Regions from separate parts of the Homo sapiens genome. Here regions 2 and 3 are each linked to region 1. The links are chromatin loops, found by intact Hi-C in ENCODE. Cell type or tissue: Caco-2. All regions are shown on one strand.

Region 1 (8,000 bases):
CCCTCTTGCTTACTGTCAGTTCCCTCATCTATCTATCTATCTATCTATCTATCTATCTATCTATCTATCTGGGGTGGGTAGAGATGAGTCTGGCTATGTTGTTCAGGCTGGGCTCAAACTCTTGGCCTCAAGGGATCCTCCCATCACCTCAAGGGATCCTCCCACCTCAGCCTCCCAAAGTTCTGGGATTATAGGCATGAGCCACCATGCCTGGCCAGTCCCCTCATCTTTAAAGTCCCCTTATCTTTCGAAGGGGTTAATACTTACTCTGCAATGTTAATGTGTGTATTATAGATAATGAGTGTAAACTATAGTGCCTGGCATGTAGAATGCATTCGATAAATATCAGAGAATAAATGGCTGGGCTCAGTGGCTCACGCCTGTAATTCTGTCACTTTAGGAGGTCAAAGCAGGAGGATTGCTGGAGGCCAGGAGTTTGAAACCAGCCTGGTCAACATAGTGAGACCCGGTCTCCACAAAACATTTTTAAAAATTTAAAAAGAAAAATAAGTCCACGTTCCAATGAAAACATTGTTAAAGGTATAAATAATAAGCAGGGTAGCATTCCATTTAGCAATAGACAACTATGAGGAACTTGAGTGATTTTTAATCATATTTATTTAGGGGAGGTATCTTTTAAAAAGAATATACATATATGCACACTTTTTTTTTTTTTGAGACAGAGTCTCGCTCTCTTGTTCAAGCGATTCTCATGCCTCAGACTCCTGAGTAGCTGGGACTACAGGCATGTGCCACCCTGGCTGGCTAATTTTTTTTGTATTTTTAGTAGAGACGGGGTTTCCCCAAGTTGGCCAGCCTGGTCTTGAACTCCTGACCTCAAGTGATCCACCCGCCTCGGCCTCCCAAAGTGCTGGGATTACAGGCGTGAGCCACTGCACCCAGCAAAAAATAGATTTTAAGATCAGACATTACCCTATTATTTAAAGTCAAATTTATTATAGTAGATAGACCTGGAATTTTTTTAAATAATGTTTTCAAAAATTGACAAAAAAATGTTCTGCAACAGAACACCCATATTTTGAAACTGTGTCTAAGGAGTATCATAGTAGTCTTTTTAAAGACAGCCTAAACCATTCTCAGAGAGGGAAGGAGGAAAAACTAAATCATCTTTAGCAGCCTATATAAATTCCATGCTTACTGATGAGAAAATCCAATTTTATGTTGTGAAATCTAAGAAAACCTACAACTGAAAGAACAGATTCCCGGCTGAACACAGTGGCTCATGCCTGTAATCCCAGCACTTTGGGAGGCCAAGGTGGGTAGATCACTTGAGTCCAGGAGTTCAAGGCCAGCCTGGACAACACAGCAAAACCCCATTTCTACAAAAAATATAAAAATTAACTAGGCATGGTGGCACATGCCTGTAGTCCCAGCTGGGAAGTCTTAGGTGGGAGGATCACCTGAGCCCAGTGAGGTCATAAGGCTGTACTGAGCTATGATCATGCCACTACACTCCAGCCTTGGCAACAGAGTGAGACCCTGTCTGAAAAAAAATTTTTTTAAATATATATATACATTTATAAAAAGAAAGAACAGATTCCTGATTTTATATAAGTACACAGTTAATCTGATGTTTGTTGAGGACATTTTGACAGAAAATGCTGGATGTGAGGTAAAGAAAAATTAAGAAGTTTTTGCATTCAAGATGCTTACAGTGTTAGGGCAAAGACTGGCATATAAACAAGGACAATACAGGTCAGGCATGGAGGCTCGCTCCTGTAATCTCAGCACTTTGGGAGGCCAAGGTGGGAGGATCACTTGACCCCAGGAAGTAGAGGCTGCAGTGAGTCATGATAGTGCCATTGCACAGCATGCAGCCTGTGTAAGAGGCCCTGTCTCCAAATAAATACATACATACCTACAATGACTATATGCTGTGCTGAATTCATCTCAGTTCACCTGGAGGCACCAAGAAAACTTTAGCCGAGGAAGAAAGAAGATACTGTTTGAGCTAAGACTTGAAGAGTAGGAATCTTCAGGTGAATGAAAGGGTGGGGTAAGAGAAAAGGAAGATATTCTCGCATAAGTCTTGTACATGCATGAAAAGGGTGAATGTACTTCCAAGAGAGTACAGAAAGATCAAGGAAGGCATGTAATTTATTGCCTTAACATAAAATTCACCATATTGACCATTTTAAAGTATACAATTCAGTGCTGATTCCTTTAAAAAAAAAACAAAACCTATTTTCAGCTAGGCTGTTGTGCTTCCAGTTCAGTGAGAGAGTCAATGAATAAATATAATTTCACTGGTAGAAATGCTAAGTTTTAAAAAGCCTTCACTTTTTAATTAAAAAGAATAAGTGGACTAGGCACAGTGGCTCACACCTGTAATCCCAACACTTTGGGAGGCCAAGGCGGAAGCAACACTTGAGCCCAGGAGTTTGAGACTAGCCTGTCAACACAGAGAGACTCCGTTTCTACAAAAAGATAAAAAAGTAGCCAGGGATATTGTGGCACATGCCGGTAGTCCTAGATATTCGGGAGGTGGAGGTGGAGGTGAGAGGATCACTAGAGCCCAGGAAGTCGAGGCTGCAGTGAGCCATGATCCCACCACTGAACTCCAGCCTGGGCAACAGAGCGAGACCCGGTCTCAAAAAAAAAAAAAAGTGGTCATCGTGGAAATTCAGGTAATACCAGCAATACCAGCATGTAAAGTAAAACGTGAAAACGTTCCCCTCATCGATAATCCCAACTGCCTAGAGATAGCCACTGTTAAGGTATTGTCATGTATCCTTACAGAGATTTCTCTATACATACACATATACTTATATATAGGGGATGCTGTTGTTTTTAACATAAAAAATTTCTAAGACATAAAATTATGCATTGCTCTGCATCTTCTTTTCCACATAACCATAGCTTAGGATCCTCCCAAAGAAGGACATCAATTTCTAGTTTCAGTGTCTGAGCCTGCTCACTTCACGATACTTTTGACAATTGTATATTTTTATTGTACTCTTTGCCAATCTAATAAGCAACTCATTAAGTTTAACTTCCTAGCTTAGTTTTTCTTCTTATGGAATAGTTCAAATACTTAGAAACATAGAGAAGATAGCTTTCTTTCTTAATTCAGCTCAAGTAGACAAGTATCTGAAGTGCTTAACTGGTATTTTTAGAGTATGTGCACAGTTTTTCTCTATTAGAGGAAGCACAGAATGTACAGGAAATAGAGTTAGAATGACTGACGTAGGGTTTGAGTCCTCGTTCATTTTCTAAATTTAAGACTCTTTTTCTCATCTATAAAATTAGAGGGTATAAGTAATTGCTAGTAGTCTTAAAGTCCTAAGAGTATAGGACTCCAAATCACAAACGTTTGAAAACGCATTGTTAAAATTCCTCTACCTGGATTGCTTAATGGTGAGAATACTGTATCTCCTCCACTTCCTAAAGCCTATGAGTTCCACAAGATCTTAGTTTTGTTCATTTATGTATATCAAGTGCCTAGAACATTGCCTAGCATGCTTACATTTGTGGAATGATTGAAAATGGTTAGGAGCTTTCAATCTGGTAAATTGCCTTGAAACAATTATTTGGACAAAGTAATAAATCTGGCATAATTTCACTCTTTGGTCTAACTCTCACACTCCTGAAATGAAAATGCTAGAAAATAGAGAACTCTTACACATCATTCAGGGAGTTACATCGGCCAGCAGTATAGAGTCTCAGATATCCTACTCCTGGGATCTAAAGTCGAACTCCCCACCCCCAACACCTGACGGGGCCCACACTCAAAAGTGTCAAAACTCATAGCTATGCACATTCACAAGACTGTAGAAGTCGGGCTGTCACCTACGCTACTCCACTCTCAGATTCTACATCCCCAGAAGACAAAGAGTTACAGTTCCTTCTCTCACGAATTCCACAACTCCGAAAACCGCGTAATTGAAGCCACCAAAGGCATAGAAGCGGCAGGGAAAGGGGGCTGGGAAGAGGCGAACAGACCCTCTTAAGCCCCAGTCATTGGGAAAAGCCCATGCTGCTGGAAACCGCGTTCTCACCTCCTTCTTTCTTTGGGCAGAGGCTGAGGGAACGTCGCAAACGATGAGCAGCGCCACCACCATGGTCACAGAGACACACCAAAACCGCCAACGCGCTGCCATGTTCGCTCCTCTCCCTTCTATAAGTGAAACTTTGCTCCGGCTAGGTCTGAGGGTGGGGCGTGAGAACAGGCAAATCGGCCCCTTGCCTTTCCTCATTGGTCCAGCTCAGCCCTGCCGGGAGACCCCTCACATTACGTCACAGCGCGCTGGCGCTACACGCCCGCTAAAAGAAGGTTGATTTCTAATTGGCCCCGGTCGGCCAATAGAAAAAAGATAATCTGGAGCGTTTTCATTGGTCCGCTAAAGATAATGACCCGCCCCTTTCTCGATACGTAAACATCTAGCGCGCTGACGCTTTCCAAGCACGCATGCGCAGTTGTGAAATATTGCGGAGTTTTCGGAGTCCAAAATGGCTTGAAGTTGCTAGAACAGAATCTTTCAAAGACTCATTTAGAAGTCCTTGAAATTCGCCGCCTTCATGTAATATTCTAGAAAAATGGGACCTAGCCGCGTGAGGGATAAGAGCTATTTAGTCCGTTATCCTGCCTCCAAAGTACTTCAAAGTGAAAAAATAAAAGTAGGAAAGCAAAAATATACCTAATACCACTGAGGGAAATTTTTAAAGGTAAATATGAACAAGAGCTTGTTGAATACCTATTGTGTCCTAGAAACTGCCAGGAGCGCTGAAAAAAGAGGACATCAAAGATTATTTTTTAAAGTTTTTGTTTATTTATGGCTTTTTTTGAGATGGAATTTCGCTCTTGTAGCCCAGGCTGGCGTGCAGTGGCGCCATCTCGGCTCACTGCAACCTACGCCTCCCGGGTTCAAGCGATTCTCCTGCCTCAGCCTCCCGAGTAGCTGGGATTACAGGCGCCCGCCATCACGCCTGGCTAATTTTTTGTATTTTAGTAGAGACGGGGTTTCGCCATGTTGGGCAGGCTGGTCTCGAACTCCTGACCTCAGGTGATCCGCCCGCCTCGGCCTCCCAAAGTTCTGGGATTACAGGCGTGAGCCACCAAGCCCGGCCGGCTTTTTTTGTTTGTTTTTTCAGTTAAACTCCTTGACTTAATATTTAAAGCACCAACAAGGACTTTAATTGCAGGTTATAGACAGCAAATTCCTTCTTTTTATTCATTATTTTGTTTGGGGGATGGGTACAAAAGTAAGGTTGTAAAGAAGGAAAACACCAACAAGATAAAATCAATCTGCCTACAATTTGGATTTATTTTGATGGTGTGGAAAATATTATATGACTATTATTTTAGGCGCTACTGGATAAAAAAACCAGGAAATTAATTTCAGTATGTTGGAGAGACAAGGAGATGGGATGGAAAGAAAAATAGCTGGTTCCGAAGTGAAGAGATGTGAAATACAGATGTGAAAAAAAGTTAAATCATTTATGGAAACTTATATTAAGAAAATGCAGGCCGGGTGCGATGGCTCATGCCTGTAATCTCAGCACTTTGGGAAGTCGAAGTGGGTGGATCACCTGAGGTCAGGAGTTCAAGACCAGCCTGACCAACATGGCAAAACCCCCGTCTCTACTAAAAATTTAAAAATTAGCCCGGTGTGGTGGCGCAGGCCTGTAATCCCAGCTACATGGGAGTCTGAGGCAGAAGAATCGCTTCAACCCTGGAGGCGGAGTTTGCAGTGAGCTGAAATCGTGTTATCACACTCCAGCCTGGGCAACAAGAGCGAAACTCAATCTCAAAAAAAAAAAAAAAGGAAAGAAAAAAGAAAAAATGCAAAATAAAAGTACACTGAGACATACTGTATGATTCAATCTATATATGACATTCTGGAAAAGGCAAACTCATTGGTACAGAGAACAGATTAGTGGCTGCCAGGGGCTAGGGGTAGGGAAAAGGGTTGATCACAAAGAGGTCAAACAAGGGTGTTTTTATGATGCTAGAGCTATTCTGTCCTTAATTGTGGTGGTGGTGACACAATTGTATGCATTTGTCAAAACGCATAGAACTGTACACCAAAAAGTGAATTTTACTATGTGTATGTTTTAAAAATAAAAATTTTAAAGTTTAAAAGGGATATCTTACCTATCATATTGGCAAAAATCCAAAAGCTTGACACTACATGCTATTAGCAAGGCTGTGGGGAGTCAGGCACCCTTTATATTAATACGTTGCTGGTGGGAAGGCAAAACGTTACAACATCTATAATTTGGCAATATCTAAAAAAACTACACATATATTTATCCTTTAATCCAGCAATCCCACTTCTAGTAACCTACCTTGGAGAGAGACATCCAGCAATATGAAAATATGTGTGCACAAAGTTATTCATTTCAGCATTATTGAAATTGAAATATTCTTGAAACTACCTAAATATTCCAACATAGGAGATTGACTGAATATACTATAGCACATATACACCACAGATTTTGCAGCTGTAAAAAAGGAATGAGGAAGACTTATGTAAAATGATAATGGATTTTTATGCTACATTTGTATAAAATAGAGAAATAAGAAAACATACAGGTATTTGCCTATTTTTGCAAAAGGAAACACACAAGATAAACCAGAAAGTAATGAAATCGGTTACCTATAGGAATTGGTGGAAATGGAATGCAACAGTTAGGGGAGGGAATGACACTTCTCTAAGTACACTAGTCTGTTTAGTTTTGACTTTTGGAATAATGTTAATATTTTCAATAGTCAAAATGTATAATCAAAGCATTTAGTTTTACACGATGAAAAAGTCTTAGAGATGAATAATGGTGATAGTTGCACAACAATGTGAATGCCATTAATGCCACTGAACTGTATGTATTTTATTTTTTTTGTTTTGGGACAGGTCTCAGGCTAGAGTGCAGTGGTGCGATCTTGGCTCACTGTAACCTCCGCCTCCCCGGTTCAAGCAAGTCTCATGCCTCAGCCTCCCGAGTAGCTGGGATTAGAAGCATGTGCCACCATGCCCAGCTAATTTTTTGTATATTAGTAGAGACGGGGTTTTGCCGTGTTGCCATTTCTTTTCTTTCTTTTTTTTCTTTTCTTTTCTTTTCTTTTTTTTTTTTGAGACGGAGTCTTGCTCTGTCACCAGGCTGGAGTGCAGTGGTGGTATCTTGGCTCACTGCAACCTCCGACTCCCTGGTTCAAGCGATTCTGCCGCCTCAGTCTACAGAGTAGCTGGGATTACAGGCACATGCCACCACGCCCAGCTAATTGTTGGTATTTTTAGTAGAGATGGGGTTTCACCATGTTGGCCAGGATGGTCTCGATCTCCTGACCTCGTGATCCGCCCACCTCGGCCTCCCAAAGTGCTGGGATTACAGGCGTGAGCCACCGCGCCAGGCCTAACAGCTTTCTTTTCTTTCTTTCTTTTTGAGACGTAGTCTCGCTCTGTCGCCCAGGCTGGAGTCCAGTGGCACGTTCTCGGCTCACTGCAACCTCCGCCTCCCGGGTTCAAGTGATTATTCTGCCTCAGCCTCCTGAGTAGCTGGGATGACAGGCGCGCGCCACCACGCCGGCTAATTTTTGTATTTTTAGTAGAGACGGGGTTTCACCATCTTGGCCAGGCTGGTCTCGAACTCCGACCTCGTGATCCGCCCACCTTGGCCTCTCAAAGTGCTGGGATTACAGGCGTGAGCCACCGCGCCCGGCCAATAGCTTTCCAAAGTTATTTTATCACGTATTTATCTACATATTACAGAAGTTTTTACTGTTCTTGCAACTTTTCTCTAAACTTGACGTTATTTGAAAACTAAAAGCTAAGCCAATTAGTATAGTAGTAATAGCAGACAAAAAAAATGAGAGAAGTAAAGGAAGTTTTGGGGGAACAGAAAGAAGAAAGAGCTAGTGTGGAGATACTAAACCGAAGCTTGTGGAACTTGAACGCCATTTTGAAGCTAGTTCCTTAGACGATTCGGTCGAAGATCTGTCTCTCGGCTGCCCTCTATAGAGCTCTAAACCTGGCTTCAAGGAG
Region 2 (8,000 bases), 130 kb after region 1:
ACTGTGTGTGGGCACATGCCACCACACCCAGCTAATTAAAAAAATTTTTTTTTATAGAAACAGGGTCTCCCTAAGTTGCCCAGGATGGTCTCGAACTCCTGGACTCAAGCTATCATCCTGCCTTAGTCTCTCAAAGTGTTGGGATTACAGGTGTGAGCCACCACACCTGGCCATTAACATGAAGTTTGTTAAAATATTTCTATTTGTGCTAACTACTAAATATACTCTGCATTCAGTATCAGAAAAGACTTTGATATGCTTCTTCTTCTTATTATTGTTGTTATTTTTAATTCTAGGCTCCTATCCAGCAGTTTGCAGACAAACTCAGTGGCTATTTTGTTCCTTTTATTGTTTTTGTTTCCATTGCCACCCTCTTGGTATGGATTGTAATTGGATTTCTGAATTTTGAAATTGTGGAAACCTACTTTCCTGTAAGTGACTTGTAATAACTCGTTACTATATGCAGAACAATTTGTGAGTCTTTTGCATTAGTAATTCATTGGAAATAACTTTAATAATTACCAGGATCTTTAAAGGTTTGGAGTGGGAGAGTGATAAGAATAATATTTGCATTTTTATAAATATAAAAAATTTCCTTTTGGAAAAAAAATTTTATTATGACTGGTGATTTTCCAAAAGCAAATACCAAACTTTTACATGTTATGCTTAGTCTCATTTCTGACATGGTTTTGCTTTCACAGAGGACTATAGATATATTGAGGAAAACCTCAGGATTTCAGCTCTGTCATTTACTGTCAATATGATCTTAGACTACTTAATTGCTCTCTGAGCTTCAGTTTCCTCAACTATAAAGTGAGGTTTTAATAATACCCATTTTGTGTAACTTAAGGTTGTTGTGAAGGTTAAATAATATATTAGAAATAATTTGTAACTTATTAAATGCTTTACAAATATAAGATATTATTAGTGTCTACTCATCTAGTTCTCTGATGCTGTCTATGGTGTTGTAAAGTGGTAAAGCAGAACTGGACTGTGCCTCAAATTAGATATATAAACTTTAAGTCATGTAAGTTTTACTATCCTCAGTTCTCTTATCTGTAAAATAGGGAAAATAGTACCTAAGATACAGGATTGGAATTAGTATAGGTGAAAGCATCTAACATATTGACAGATGCAGGTGACAGCCAAGGGTCCCCCTGCGAAACCCCTGAAGGTTGAAAACTTTCAAGCCTAAAACATCCTGAAGGTTGAAAAACCGGACTGCTGGTCCCAGATGAAGCCTGCCCTACTCCCCTACCCCCGACTGATTCTTTCTAAATAATGTCCACCTACGCACTGGGAGGATGGGGTGGGGCCCCTGGAAGTTCACCCCGTTTGTATAGGGAAGGAGTCTGGACTGACCTGTTCCTGGGTGGTACCTGGGGTTCAGTCGGTGAGGTGGAGAGCCTGTTAACAGGACTCAATCTCATTTTGTTGAGTTGTTTTTCCTTTTTCCTTTTTGGCCAATAAATTCCTTTCCCCTCGCCCTTCAAAGTGTCTGCAGACCTAATCTTTTCCTGGTCGTGTGACAAGAATCTGTTCTTTTTCTATAACAACATGTATACATATGTGAAGTTTATGGAAGCATAAGCCTAGAAATCTATGAAAGCCCCTTCCAGCTGTGTTTCTATATAGATCTATAATTCTTGGATGAATATTTAAGTATTTGAGAACTTAACCTAACACTGTAAAACTGTTACTGATAAGAGCTGCAGTGAGCCATGATGGCACTAATGTACTCCAGCCTGGGCAACAGAGCGAGACTCCTACTCAAAGTAAATAAAGTCTTACTTTGTTGTATTTATTTATTTTATTTTTTATTCAGGAGGTACATGTGCATGTTTGTTTGTTTGTTTGTTTATTTATTTATTTATTTATTTATTTATTGCGACAGAGTCTTGCTCTGTTGCCCAGGCTGGAGTGCAGTGGCACGATCTCGGCTCACTGCAACTTCCACCTCCCAGGTTCAAGTGATTCTCATGCCTCAGCCTCCTGAGTAGCGGGGATTACAGGCTTATGTCACCATGCCCGGCTAATTTTTGTATTTTTAGTAGAGATGGGGTTTCGCCATGTTGGTCAGGCTGGTCTCAAATTCCTGACCTCAGGTGATCCACCTGCCTCGGCCTCCCAAAGTGCTGGGATAACAGGCATGAGCCACTGTGCCCGGCCCGTGGATATATTGTTTATTACATGGGTATATTGGGTGATGCTGGGGTTTAGGCTTATAGTGACCCCATCTCCCAAACAGTGAACATAGTACTCAATAAGTAGTTTTTCATCCCTTGCCCCCCTCCCTTCTTCTCACCTTTTGGAGGCCCCACTGCTCATTGATTTCATCTTTATGTCCATGTGTAGCCATTGTTTAGCTCCTGCTTATAAGTGAGAACATGTAGTATTTGATTTTCTGTCCCTACGTTAACTCACTTAGGATAATGGCCTCCAGCTTCACCTATGCTACTCAAAGGACATGATTTCTTTTTTTATGGCTGCATAGTATTCCATGGTGTATATGTACTACATTTCCTTTATCCAGTCCACCATTGATGGGCACCTGGGTGACTCCATGTCTTTGCTATTGTGAAGAGTGCTGTGATAAACACACACATGCAGTTGTCTTTTGATAAAACAATTTAAAATAAATATAAGAAAATCCTTTGGGTAGATATCCAGTAGTGGGATTGCTGGGTTAAATGGTAGTTATATTTTAAGTTCTTGGAGAAATCTCCAGACTGTTTTCCGTAGAGGTTGAACTGATTTACATTCCCACCAACAGTATATAAGTGTTCCCTTTTCTCTGCATCGTTGCCAACATCTGTTATTTTTTGATTTTTTTAATTATAGCCATTCTGACTGGTGTGAAGGGGTATTTCATTGTGGTTTTAAGTTGCATTTCCCTGATGATTAGTGATGTTGAGTATTTTTTCATGTGTTTTTTTTTATCACTTGTATGTCTTCTTTTGAGAGGTGTCTATTTATGCCCTTTGCCCACTTTTAAATAGGGTTGTTTTATCCTTGTTGATTTAAGTTTCATATAGAGTCTAGATATTAGTCCTTTGTTGGATGCATACTTTGCAAATATTTTCTCCCATTCTGTAGGTTCTGTGTTTATTCTGTTGATTGTTTCTTTTGTTGTGCAGAAGCTCTTTCGTTTAATTAAATCTCCTTTATTAATTTTTGGTTTTGTTGCAATTGTTTTTGAGGTCTTAGTCATAAATTCTTTCCCTAGGATAATGTCTAGAAGAGTTTTTCCCAGGTTTTCTTGGGGTTTTTATAGTTTGAGGTTTTACATCTAAGTCTTCAATCTATCCTGAGTTAATTTTTTTATATGGTGAGAGATATGAGTCCAGTTTCATTCTTCTGCATATGGCTAGCTAGTTTTCCCAGCACCATATATTGAATAGGGTGTCCTTTCCCCATTGTTTGTTTTTGTCAACTTTGTTGAAGACCAGTTGGTTGTAGGTGTGGGCTTTATTTCTGGGTTCTCTATTTTGTTCAGTTGATCTACGTGTCTATTTTTGTATCAATACCACGCTGTTTTGATTACTATAGTCTTTTAGTATAATTTGAAGTCGGGTAATGTGATGCCTCTAGTTTTATTCTTTTTGCTTAGGATTGCTTCGGCTATTTAGGTTCTTTTTCCATATGAAATTTAGGATTGCTTTTTAAATTCTGTGACAGAGAACATTAGTAGTTTTATAGGAATTGTGTTGAATCTATAGATTGCTTTGGACAGTATGGTAGATAGGATTAGGGTTAGACATGGAGAGAAGATCATCTCCTGCCACACCCTTCCCCCACACCTACAGTGCTGCGGATGCAGCAGTGCTATTTCCCACCAGGGGCCAGCTAGCGCACACTTGGACAAAGCATATTTCATGCTTTTCATGGTGGCTCCACCCCTACTGCAAGTGAGTCACGTGCCGCTTGGGTTTTTTCCAAGGGCGAGGCTCAACTCCCTCTCCCGACAGAGTGGCACTGTCCCAGCAAGGAGGGACAGACAAATCACTGAGTTGCCTGCTTTGGTCTGGGGGAAAAGACTAACCCAAACCCATTTTAGTGGTAGCTATCAGAGGGGCATACTCATGGGAACCAAAGGACAAAGTCCTTATGAAATGAAGGTCAGGAGCCCTATAACAAGGGCACAAAAGAGAAGCTGATCATGTTCTTGCTGGCACAGGATCAGGAGTGCGAGTGCACCCTAATATAATCTCTTCCCACCACCCCTGCATCAGGGCAGGTGCTTCTACCTGGCACCAACCTACCTGCTGTCTCTTACTCTTGAGTGCCATCTACTGGTGTGTATCCTGAACTGCATCATAAAATTTAAAATCTGCTAACAGAAGGGCTTAGTTCTAGCCCTTAAGATAAGTCCACAGGGACCTCTGCACCCTAAACCCTATAGGAGATTGTTAGCTCTAATGGCTAATACCTCACTACAAAAAGCAGCATCTGAGAAAGCTATGGCATAGAAGCTATCCACAACCAAGTAATCTGTACAGCACCTTGGACCCCTGAAAGCACCAAAAACAAAGCTAAATGATCACACACAACATGCACCACAGTAAAGCACCCAAGGGAAAAAAAAGAAGGAAAGAAAACGTCCCTTGGAAATGATAGCAAATTCAAAAACAGGAAGCAAAAGTTCCCTTGGATGGGAAAGAATCAGTGCAAGAACTCTAGCAGTACAAAAAGTGTTTTCACACCGCCAAACGATTGTAATAGCTCTCTAGCAACGGATCCTAAGCAGACAGATAAGTAATTTAAAATATGGATTGCAAGGAAACCTCAATGAGATCCAAATGAAAGTTGGAATCCAATGTAAAGAAACCAGAAAAACGATTCAGGATATGCAAGACGAGGTAGCCATATTAAGAAAAAAAACAAATGGAACTGCTGGAACTGAAAAATTCAGTAAAGAAATTTCAAATCCAGAGAACTCCTGCAAGACACTATACAAGATGACCATCCTCAGGGCACACAGGCATTAGAATATCCAAAGTCAATGCAAAAGAAAAATATCTTAAAGGCAGCTACAGAAAAGGGCCAAATTACCTACAGAGCAAAACCCATCAGGCTAACAGCAGACTTCTCAGTGGAAATGTTACAAGCTGGAAGTGATTGAGAGCCTATTTTTAGTTTCCCTAAAGAAAAAAAAAACTGGCAACCAGGAATTTCATATCCTGCCAAATTAAGCTTCATACATGAAGTAGAAACAAAGTCTTCCTCAGACAAGCAAACAGTAAGGAAATTCATCACCACCAGACCAGAGCTATAAGAAATGTTCAGAGAAGTTCTGAACATGGAAACAAAAGAATGATACTTGCTACCACAAAAACATATATAAATACAAAGCTCACAGACCCTATAAAGCAATTACACAATTGAGACTACAAAGAAACTAGCAAACACTACCATAAGGAACAAAAACTCATATATCAATATTAAACTTGAATGTAAATGGCCTAAATACTCCACTTAAAAGACATAGAGTGGCAAATTGGAATAAAAAAACAAGATCCATCCTTTTGCTGTCATCAAGAGACCCATCTCAAAGGTAATAACTCATAGGTTGAAGGTGAAGGGATGGAGAAAGATCTATCATGCAAATGGAAAACAAAGAGCAGGGGTTGCTATTCTTGTATTACATAAAACAGAGTTTAAATCAACAATAGTTTTAAAAAAAGGCAAAGAAGGGCACTACAAAATGATAAAGATCTCAATTCAACAAGAAGATTTAACTATCTTAAATACATATGCACCCAACATTGGAGCATCCAGATTTATAAAACAAATACTGCTAGACCTACAAAAAGAGGTAGACTGCCATACAATAATAGTGGAGGACTTCAGTACCCCACTGACAGCACTAGAGAGATCATCAAGGACAAAAATTAGCAAAGAAACTCTGCACTTAAATTGGATTCTCAACCAAATGGCCCTAATAGATATCTACGGAATACTCCACTCAATAACCACAGAGTATATATTCTTCTCATATGAACATGGTACATTCCCTAACATTGATCATCGGCTTGATCATAAAGCAAGTCTCAATAAATTAAAAAACAACTAGATCAGATCAAGCGTCTTCCTAGACTCCAGTGGAATAAAATTAGAAATCAATACCAAGAGGAACTCTAAAAGCCACACAAGTACAGGGAGACTAAACAACCAACTCCTGAATAACTTTTGGGTAAACAATGAAGTTAATGCATTTCGGCCGGGCGCGGTGGCTCATGCCTGTAATCCCAGCACTTTGGGAGGCCGAGGCGGGTGGATCCCCTGAGGTTGGGAGTTCAAGACCAGCCTGGCCAACATGGTGAAACCCTATCTCTACTAAAAAATACAAAAATTAGCCAGGCATGGTGGCACGCACCTGTAATCCCAGCTACTTGCGAGACTGAGGGAAGAGAATTGCTCGAACCCAGGAGGTGTAGGTTTCACTGAGCCTAGATCACGCCATTGAACTGCCGCCTGGGCAACAAGAACAAAACTCCGTCTCAAAAAAAAAAAAAAAATCTCTGTTCCTGATGACATGATTCTATACCTAGAAAACCATAAAGATTTCTCCAAAAGACTCCCAGACCAGATAAACTACTTCAGTAAAGTTTCAGGGTATAAAATCAACATGCAAAAATTATTAGCATTTCTATACACCAGCAACGTCCAACTCGAGAACTAAATCAAGAACTCAATCCCATTTACAATAATCACACACAAAACATACCTAGGAATACATTTAACCAAGGAGGTGAAAGATCTCTACAGAGAGAAGCATAAAACACTGATGAAAGAAACTGAAGAAGACACAAACAAATGGAAAAACATTCCATGCCCATGGATTGGAAGCATTAATATTAAAACTACCATACTGTCCAAAGCAATCTATAGATTCAACACAATTCCTATAAAACTAATGTCCTCTGTCACAGAATTAAAAAAGCAATCCTAAAATTCATATGGAAAAAGAACCTAAATAGCCAAAGCCATCCTAAGCAAAAAGAATAAAACTAGAGGCATCACATTACCTGACTTCAAATTATACTGCAAGGCTATAGTAATCAAAAGCATGGTATTGATACAAAAATAGACATGTAGATCAATTGAACAAAATAGAGAACCCAGAAATAAAACCACACACCTACAACCAACTGATCTTCAACAAAGTTGACCAAAACAAGCAATGGGGAAAGGACACCCTATTCAATATATGATATTATTATATGGGATTACAGACATGAGCCACTGTGTCCAGCCCACTACTGTAATATTAAAAAGTTTCTTTAAGTGATTCATGTCTGTTTAGTACACACTGAACAAAAGGATTGTTGGGAAGTTTTTTTGGTATTTATTTATTTATTTATTTATTTATTTATTTATTTATTTATTTTTGAGACAGGGTCTCGCTCTGTTGCCCAGGCAGGAATGCAGTGGTGCAATCATGGCTCACTGCAGCCTCAAACTTCTGGGCTTAAGCGATTCTCTTACCTTAGCCTCCCGAGTAGCTGCAACTGCAGGCATGCACCACCATCCCTGGCTAATTTTTTTTTTTTTTTTGAGACCGAGTTTCGCTCTTGTCACCCAGGCTGGAGTGCAATGGCATGATCTCGGCTCACTGCAACCTCTGCCTTCCAGGTTCAAGCAATTCTTGTGCCTCAGCCTCCCAAGTAGCTGGGATTACAGGCATGTGCCACCATGCCCAGCTAATTTTTGCATTTTTAATAGAGACGGGGTTTCACCATGTTGGCCAGGCAGGTCTCGGACTCCTGACCTCAGGTGATCCACCTGCCTTGGCCTCCCAAAGTGCTGGGATTACAGGCGTGAGCCACTGTGCCCGGCCATACCTGGCTAATTTTTCACAAATTTTTTTTGTAGAGATGAGGTCTTACCATGTTGCCCAGGGTGGTCTCAAACTCCTGGCCTCAAATGATCCTCCTGCCTTAGCCTCCAAAAGTACTGGGATTACAGATGTGAGCCCGTGCACAGACCAGCAAGTAGCT
Region 3 (8,000 bases), 1.7 Mb before region 1:
TGAGATCGAATCTGACAAACTGCTCAGAAGGGGCACCTATGCTTTTCCCTGAGATGAATGTCTCCCATCGTCAGATGTCAGATTCTGGATCTATTTTGACAAGAGAGCTCAAAGGATTTCTTCACAGATGGAAATGAGGGGTGAGTAAAACAGTGGCGTGAAGGATCACCCTCAAGTCTATAGCATGAACAATTGGAAGGATAAGAGTGGCCTTAACTGTGAGGGGTGGGGCGAGGGGGGACGCTGCAGTGGGAGGAGGTTTCTAGGGGAAGATGGGAGAGTTCGATTTTTGACTTGTTAATTTGGGTTGACTCTCAGGCAATTTTCTCAGCGAATTAGAAAGGAAGGTCAGAGGCTGAATGTGAGGAGTCGGGAGGCAGTGTTGGAGGCTTGCAGAGAGAAAATAAGTTGTGAAATAGAAGGGTGAACGGAGACGAAGGCTTGAGAGAAATGAGTAGTTGGAAGATTTGGACTACAAACCTGGCAGAAAGATGTTTTGGTTTAAATGGATAGGGACCCTGGGTGTTTCCAGATCAGACAATGTTCATTCTTTATGATCCAGCCAGAAAACTGTGGCTTTTGCTAGCCTTTCCCACCTCTGAACACAGGTTTCCCCTTGCTGGTGAGGGTGGCGTGGAGAGATCCGAGTGAGGAAATAAGTTGTCAGTGTTTACGCTTATTTCTTCAGTCATGCTGAAGAGGCGGATAGGCCTAATACATAATAGGATAGAACACAATCCACCCGGACTTCCGCCTTATGCACAACTGCACTTTCAGTTTTGCTCAGAGAGATAGAGCTCACACAATTAGGTAATTGGGCCCAAATCTGAAAGTGAGAAACAGGCCAGAAAGGACACTCAGAGGATGAAAAGGGAAACCAGTAAGCCCCACTGTTTTATACACCGTTGTCATCATGGTTTTAACTTCATGCTGAGACATAGAATTCCTTAAACTATCACAGCCCTGGTCACTTGTGCCAATTCTACAAGGCCTCCAAAACCGCATAGGAGATACTGCACCGTGGGCCCATTCCAAACACTTATTCAGAATTAAAATTCCACTGGCTTTCCATTGATAGCACTAGAGGTCTGTCTGTGACACGCTGCTCCATTACAGCAAAGCAAAGCCCCATAATGACCTAATCCAGAAGGATAAGATCCCAGGACCCATAGAACAAGGAGGCCAGAGGGAAGGCAGGCCACAAAGAAGAAGGAAACCAGACTTCCCCATCCCTCTGGGCTCCTGGGGGGGTCAGTGGAAAAAGGCCTTTAACCTAAGTGCTCAAGGCCCTAACCTAACAGCTTTTGTTTTTCACGCTGGAGCGCTGGCACTTCCTGACCCCGCTTAGTCCTTCTATTAGAATTTTGTACTCTGATGCTAGTTTTCAGAGTATAGGAGCAACTGCAGGGAATGAAGCAGCAGACCTATCAATATTTTGTGGTGATCTAAGTCTCTGTTAATAAGCCTGAGACAAGGCAAAACCAGGAAGAAGCCTTGACCCTTATCAAGGTCATCAAAGCCATACAGGACCCTTCCTAATGTCTTCAACTGTCATTTTTGAAAGAAGCCGAGTCTGACCACCAAGTATAAATGGGTATAACATCCACCGCATTTCTTTGTCATATTGTTACAGGAAAGGGGTCTTGATCCAGACCCCAAGAGAGGGTTCTTGGATCTCGCGCAAGAAATAATTCAGGGCGAGTTCACAGTGCAAAGCAAAAGCAAGTTTATTGAGAAAGCACAGTGGTGAAAGGGCAGCTACTCCATAGACAGAGTAGGACGTTCCCAAAAGTAAGAGGAGGAATGCGTCCACCCTAGGTACAATGCTTGTTATATGAGGAGATGTGCTCTGCTACAAGGGTTTGTGATAGAGGATTAATTTTCTTAATTACTATGTTTTGCAAGAATCAGTGTTGTTATCTTTAAGGCAAAATTAGGAATGCCTTTCTTCTCCAGATATCGGAATATCTGGACACTCCCAAGTCTGGGTCTGTTTAGTAAACGTTATTAATTTGTTCCCTTAACCGTAAACATCTAGAGGCTGGGAATACCTAACTTTCTGGGAATGCAGCCCAGCAAGCCTCAGCTTCATTTTCCTAGCCCTCACTCGGAATGGAGTCGCTCTGGTTCAAACGCCTCTGACAATATCACCCCGTTTTATTTTCTATCACTTACCACTATCTGAAATTAAGTAGATAATTTGTTTACTCTCTGTCCCCACCCACTAGAATGAGAACGCGGCCCTTGCATCCTTACGTGTGTCTGGCATATAAGGGGTGCTCAATGATTATTTGTTTCATGGATGAACAGATTTATGGATGGCTGGGTGGATGACGATCTTAGAAGGGGTTCCAGGGCTAGCTGGCTTTCTGTTTCTCCCACTCAAGCACCCAAGCCCTGACCCACAAAGTAAAGGAACAGGCGAAACTTCTCGCCAAATAGCTTCAAGGCAGAAACTACGCAGCTGGCTTGGGAATTCCGTACAACGCGAACGCGCATGCACAGGCAGGACTGAGCGTGTCCATCTTCGCATTACTCCCGGAGATGACTCTCGGAAACGGTCCGAGGACTAACGTCTTTCTCTTCCTCGCCCTCATTCCTCCCAGTAACGTCCGCTACAAAAGAAACCGTGCACAAAATAAACTCGGGCGGCGGGTAGAAAGGAGACAGCCGAATTCCCTACACCCATGATCAACACGCCCACACCTCCCATCAGGCACGGCGCTCCCGCCTCCCCGAAGAGGCGGTGGAACGTGGTGGTGGGGGGGGTGCTGGGGGAGGGCTGGCGGGGGGAGGGCCGGGGGAAGGAGCGGGGCGGGAACGTCCTTCTGCTACTGCTATGGCTTCCGGGGCAGCACTTCGGCAGACCGCCCGCCTCCCAGTTGCAAATCGACTTCCGGGGCACCCCCACCGGCTGCCCGGTGGGTTCTCTGCTCGAACTTCTGGCGCTTTTCCCTTCCCGTTTATCTTGTTCAGGTCCCTCAGTGGACTGCTCCAGATCTAAAGAGCAGAAATTGGGCCGCAAAGAGAACGTCCTCCCAGACTTTCTCCGTCGCGGTGAAATTATGCCCGTTTGGTGGCAGTATGTATTCACAGATGCGTGCAGCTCTGCTCTTACCCCGCCCTTCGCGTTTAGAAAAAAAGCGCCGTTCCTCAGAGTCAAAACAAAGTTTCTTTCCGCTGTAGAGGCACAGCTTTTAGGGTGGCCTACTAACTCCCGCTTTTTCTTTTCTGAAATCTCTGTGCCAATCTGATGGACAGAAGAGCGACAAAAAATATTTTTAACGTGAGATTCTTTGTTGACTAGCCTGCTTGTAAACTTTCTGACATATGCCTTTTTTTTTTTTTTTTTTTCCATAGGGCTGTGAACCCCTGATATCTGAGAGGTGTCTCAGTCAATTTAGAAAGTTTATTTTGCCAACGTTAAGGACGCGCCCATGACAGCCTGAGGAGGTCCTGACGACACGTGCCCAAGGTGGTCAGGGCACAGCCTGCTTCCATACATTTTAGGGAGACATGAAACATCAATATGTAAGATGTATACTGGTTCGGTCTCTAAAGGTGGGACAACTTGAATTGGTGAGGTGACTAGGAAGGTCATAGGTAGATAAAGACACACTGGTTGCATTCGAGTTTCTGATTAGCTTTCCATATTTTTTAAATTGAAAAATACCCAGTTAATGTCATAACTTATCTTACTATAACTTCAGAATCTAAATTATAACAAGTTTTGTCTAAAAGCATTTATCTCATTACATTTACCTACTTTTTCTAATAGTTTACCTAGATTATTTATGAAACTGCGATAGTCATTTTATTTCCTTTTCAACCATTTTATAGCCTGTGAATTTCAGGTGTTTACCTAAGTAAAAGCCTTAAGATTAAATATATGGTTATTTTACTGAATAATTGGATATTTAGCGATTTTCATTAATCCAATATTAATTTTTTTATCAAAAATTATACAAGCAAAAATTCTGTTTTTGCCGGATTTATAGTTTTGTAACCCGCATGCCAAATTTTTTTTTTAATTATTAAAGGTTCAGGGTACATGTGCACAATGTGCAGGTTAGTTACATATGTGTATACATGTGCCATGCTGGTGTGCTGCACCCATTAACTCGTCATTTAGCATTAGGTATATCTCCTAATGCTGTCCCTCCCCCCTCCCCCCTTCCCCCACCCCACAACAGTCCCCAGAGTGTGATGTTCCCCTTCCTGTGTCCATGTGTTCTCATTGTTCAATTCCCATCTATGAGTGAGAACATGCGGTGTTTGGTTTTTTGTCCTTGCGATAGTTTACTGAGAATGATGATTTCCAATTTCATCCATGTCCCTACAAAGGACATGAACTCATCATTTTTTATGGTTGCATGGTATTCCATGGTGTATATGTGCCACATTTTGATAAGTATGAAATTGCTTGATTAATAAATGCAAAAATGTATGCTGGCAATTTTTAAGAAATTTCTGTTATTAGTTTACCAATAATTTTTAAGCAAGCATATGACAGATTTTACTTAAGTCATATAAAGATGAAAAGCATTTGGGCTAATTAATTTATGAGTACTTGTTAAGCCAGTGTGGTACCTTGTGGCCCAAAACACAACAAAATACGTGTACATACATATAAACACACACATACACACTTACACAGCTGTTCCCGGTCCAAACTGAGGGTCAGCCTACTTATTCCTGCTACCCGGTAATGAGATGCAGATGAACTGGGAAAGAAGAGAGTTTATATAAGCTCAGAAAACTTTGTAATTTTTACTTGGTCTGCCAATATTTTCGAGGCCTTCTCCCTGTGGAGAGACTGTCGTCAGACCAACTCAAAATTACAAAGTTTTCCAAAGCTTATATACCTTTTAAGCTATATGTTTACATATAACTTTGCATTCATCTAAAGACATAAGTTATTAACTTCTTTTAATCTACAACTAAGTTCTCAGTTTTGAAGACCTTCCTCTGGAGCCTCAGTAAATTTACTTAATCTAGATGGGTCCAGGTGCTTGGGGTGATTACCCTTATCTTGTCTGCTGTAAATCCATAGAGGTTTTAGAAGTTCCTTTAGACCACCAGTAAAACTTGTTTGTGGAGGTCTGGGGAGTTTCTTCAGACCTCCAATAAAAACTTGTTTAATCCCAAAGGGGTCCTGTTAAGAATTCCTTTATCTTGTCATGCTTCAAGGCCCAGGAGGACATAGGCAAAATTCTTGGTGGGCTTTTGTTAAATCCCAGCCTTTGTATAAGGGCACTGGCTCTTTCAGCTTTTAATATTTAACCAGTCAGTGCTGAAACAGTTGTTAAGGAGGCCTCCCTGTTCAGCTGTGAGACCTGCCCTGCCACACAACCAAAAATCCTATAGCTTTTACTTCAGAACTCTAGTCATGAGATATTAATACAAACTCATTGGTTTACAAAAACAATAACAAAATGAAATGGATGGATGCAAATGGTGGATTTTATCTCAGTAGAAATGTAACAGCAGACTTAATGCAGGCAAAAAAGAAAGCAGAGCCATACACAGAGAACTTAGGAACTTTATACTCACAGGTGGACCTTTGCGATCTGAATTTTCCTTGCCGTAATTGTGCAGAAAAGGACCACAGTATGTCAATTTTACACAAACATTCGCAAGAAGAGGCGCCATAAAACCAACAGAGTGCCTGAAAGGAGGTCATTCCTGTTTTTCCTCTTTCTTAGATTTATTTTTTGAAGGAAGGAACTTAGCTGTGGCCTAAGGTTTCAGTGGAGTGGGTCCAAGTATCCGGGTTGTGGGCAGGACTCCACAGTGTGTCACCACAGAGTAATTTCCACCTTATGTGTCTCATTTTCTCTCTCTGGAGGTCTAGCACCTATGGGAGGGTCAAAGCAAAGTGATCAGCTCTAATAGGCATTTCCTGGATGAGCTTTTTAAAACTATTTTGTTGTAGGTTCCCTGTAGGGCTGCTGGTTGTCACGGGGGTCAACACCCCCAGACACTCCCACTGGGCTCCAAGTCACCCAGGGGTGCCTTTCTGCTGGGAAGAGCAAAATGCCCTTTCCCTTTGGAGGTCAGGAAACAGTCTCTCATGTATCTATGAAAACAACAGTACAGCTCTTCACGCAGATGCACACACAAAACAACAAGATTAATTTGGGGAGGAAAAGCAATGGAGAAGACACTGTAGAATGCATCTCCAAATTAGAATTCGGATCCTAAACAATAACTTCCTAAGAGGGGAAAAAAGAGAGGGGCAGCTATGACCATTTCCTGTAAACTGTCTTCAGCCACTTGTAATTTTGTAGCTCTCATCTACCATTACACACGCCAAGGTCAAATCCTCTCACAGCACAAGATCCTTCCCCGACCGAACCACTTTACATCTTACATAAAATGATTGATGTTTCATGTCTCACTAAAATGTATGGAAGCAGGCTGTGCCCTGACCACCTTGGGCACGTGTCGTCAGGACCTCCTGAGGCTGTCATGGGCGGGTCCTTAACGTTGGCAAAATAAACTTTCTAAATTGACTGAGACACCTCTCAGATATCAGGGGTTCACAGCCCTATGGAAAAAAAAAAAAAAAAAAAGGCATATGTCAGAAAGTTTACAAGCAGGCTAGTCAACAAAGAATCTCACGTTAAAAATATTTTTTGTCGCTCTTCTGTCCATCAGATTGGCACAGAGATTTCAGAAAAGAAAAAGCGGGAGTTAGTAGGCCACCCTAAAAGCTGTGCCTCTACAGCGGAAAGAAACTTTGTTTTGACTCTGAGGAACGGCGCTTTTTTTCTAAACGCGAAGGGCGGGGTAAGAGCAGAGCTGCACGCATCTGTGAATACATACTGCCACCAAACGGGCATAATTTCACCGCGACGGAGAAAGTCTGGGAGGACGTTCTCTTTGCGGCCCAATTTCTGCTCTTTAGATCTGGAGCAGTCCACTGAGGGACCTGAACAAGATAAACGGGAAGGGAAAAGCGCCAGAAGTTCGAGCAGAGAACCCACCGGGCAGCCGGTGGGGGTGCCCCGGAAGTCGATTTGCAACTGGGAGGCGGGCGGTCTGCCGAAGTGCTGCCCCGGAAGCCATAGCAGTAGCAGAAGGACGTTCCCGCCCCGCTCCTTCCCCCGGCCCTCCCCCCGCCAGCCCTCCCCCAGCACCCCCCCCACCACCACGTTCCACCGCCTCTTCGGGGAGGCGGGAGCGCCGTGCCTGATGGGAGGTGTGGGCGTGTTGATCATGGGTGTAGGGAATTCGGCTGTCTCCTTTCTACCCGCCGCCCGAGTTTATTTTGTGCACGGTTTCTTTTGTAGCGGACGTTACTGGGAGGAATGAGGGCGAGGAAGAGAAAGACGTTAGTCCTCGGACCGTTTCCGAGAGTCATCTCCGGGAGTAATGCGAAGATGGACACGCTCAGTCCTGCCTGTGCATGCGCGTTCGCGTTGTACGGAATTCCCAAGCCAGCTGCGTAGTTTCTGCCTTGAAGCTATTTGGCGAGAAGTTTCGCCTGTTCCTTTACTTTGTGGGTCAGGGCTTGGGTGCTTGAGTGGGAGAAACAGAAAGCCAGCTAGCCCTGGAACCCCTTCTAAGATCGTCATCCACCCAGCCATCCATAAATCTGTTCATCCATGAAACAAATAATCATTGAGCACCCCTTATATGCCAGACACACGTAAGGATGCAAGGGCCGCGTTCTCATTCTAGTGGGTGGGGACAGAGAGTAAACAAATTATCTACTTAATTTCAGATAGTGGTAAGTGATAGAAAATAAAACGGGGTGATATTGTCAGAGGCGTTTGAACCAGAGCGACTCCATTCCGAGTGAGGGCTAGGAAAATGAAGCTGAGGCTTGCTGGGCTGCATTCCCAGAAAGTTAGGTATTCCCAGCCTCTAGATGTTTACGGTTAAGGGAACAAATTAATAACGTTTACTAAACAGACCCAGACTTGGGAGTGTCCAGATATTCCGATATCTGGAGAAGAAAGGCATTCCTAATTTTGCCTTAAAGATAACAACAC

Evidence for each region. Hi-C counts contacts between places; a loop is a spot of excess contacts. Peaks named below come from ENCODE experiments on the same cell type or tissue, not always from the same donor. Only the 100,000 strongest peaks of a DNase experiment are listed, where the experiment ranks them.
Region 2: a loop joins it to region 1, with 4 times the contacts of the local background. A loop is called at or near these places in 16 of 110 quality-filtered maps.
Region 3: a loop joins it to region 1, with 12 times the contacts of the local background. A loop is called at or near these places in 4 of 110 quality-filtered maps.

The regions. Positions count from the first base shown.
Region 1 is chrX:77,891,290-77,899,289 of GRCh38, forward strand. MAGT1 (magnesium transporter 1) reads right to left here and starts at 4,146. Exons shown (of 10, transcript NM_001367916.1): 1 at 4,020-4,146. The coding sequence starts at 4,121. RefSeq lists an enhancer at 3,893-4,142. In Caco-2, no CTCF peak of the experiment used is centred here; a DNase peak (open chromatin) is centred at 4,272; H3K4me3 peaks cover 2,948 bases.
Region 2 is chrX:78,020,649-78,028,648 of GRCh38, forward strand. It overlaps ATP7A (ATPase copper transporting alpha), which reads left to right. Exons shown (of 23, transcript NM_000052.7): 14 at 297-431. Among named protein-coding and RNA genes, the nearest start is that of PGAM4, 55 kb to the left of the region's middle. In Caco-2, a CTCF peak has its summit at 4,262 (motif pointing left); a DNase peak (open chromatin) is centred at 3,893.
Region 3 is chrX:76,142,600-76,150,599 of GRCh38, forward strand. No RefSeq gene overlaps it. Among named protein-coding and RNA genes, the nearest start is that of PBDC1, 26 kb to the right of the region's middle. RefSeq lists enhancers at 2,705-3,524, 5,848-6,382. In Caco-2, no CTCF peak of the experiment used is centred here; no DNase peak of the experiment used is centred here; H3K4me3 peaks cover 1,963 bases.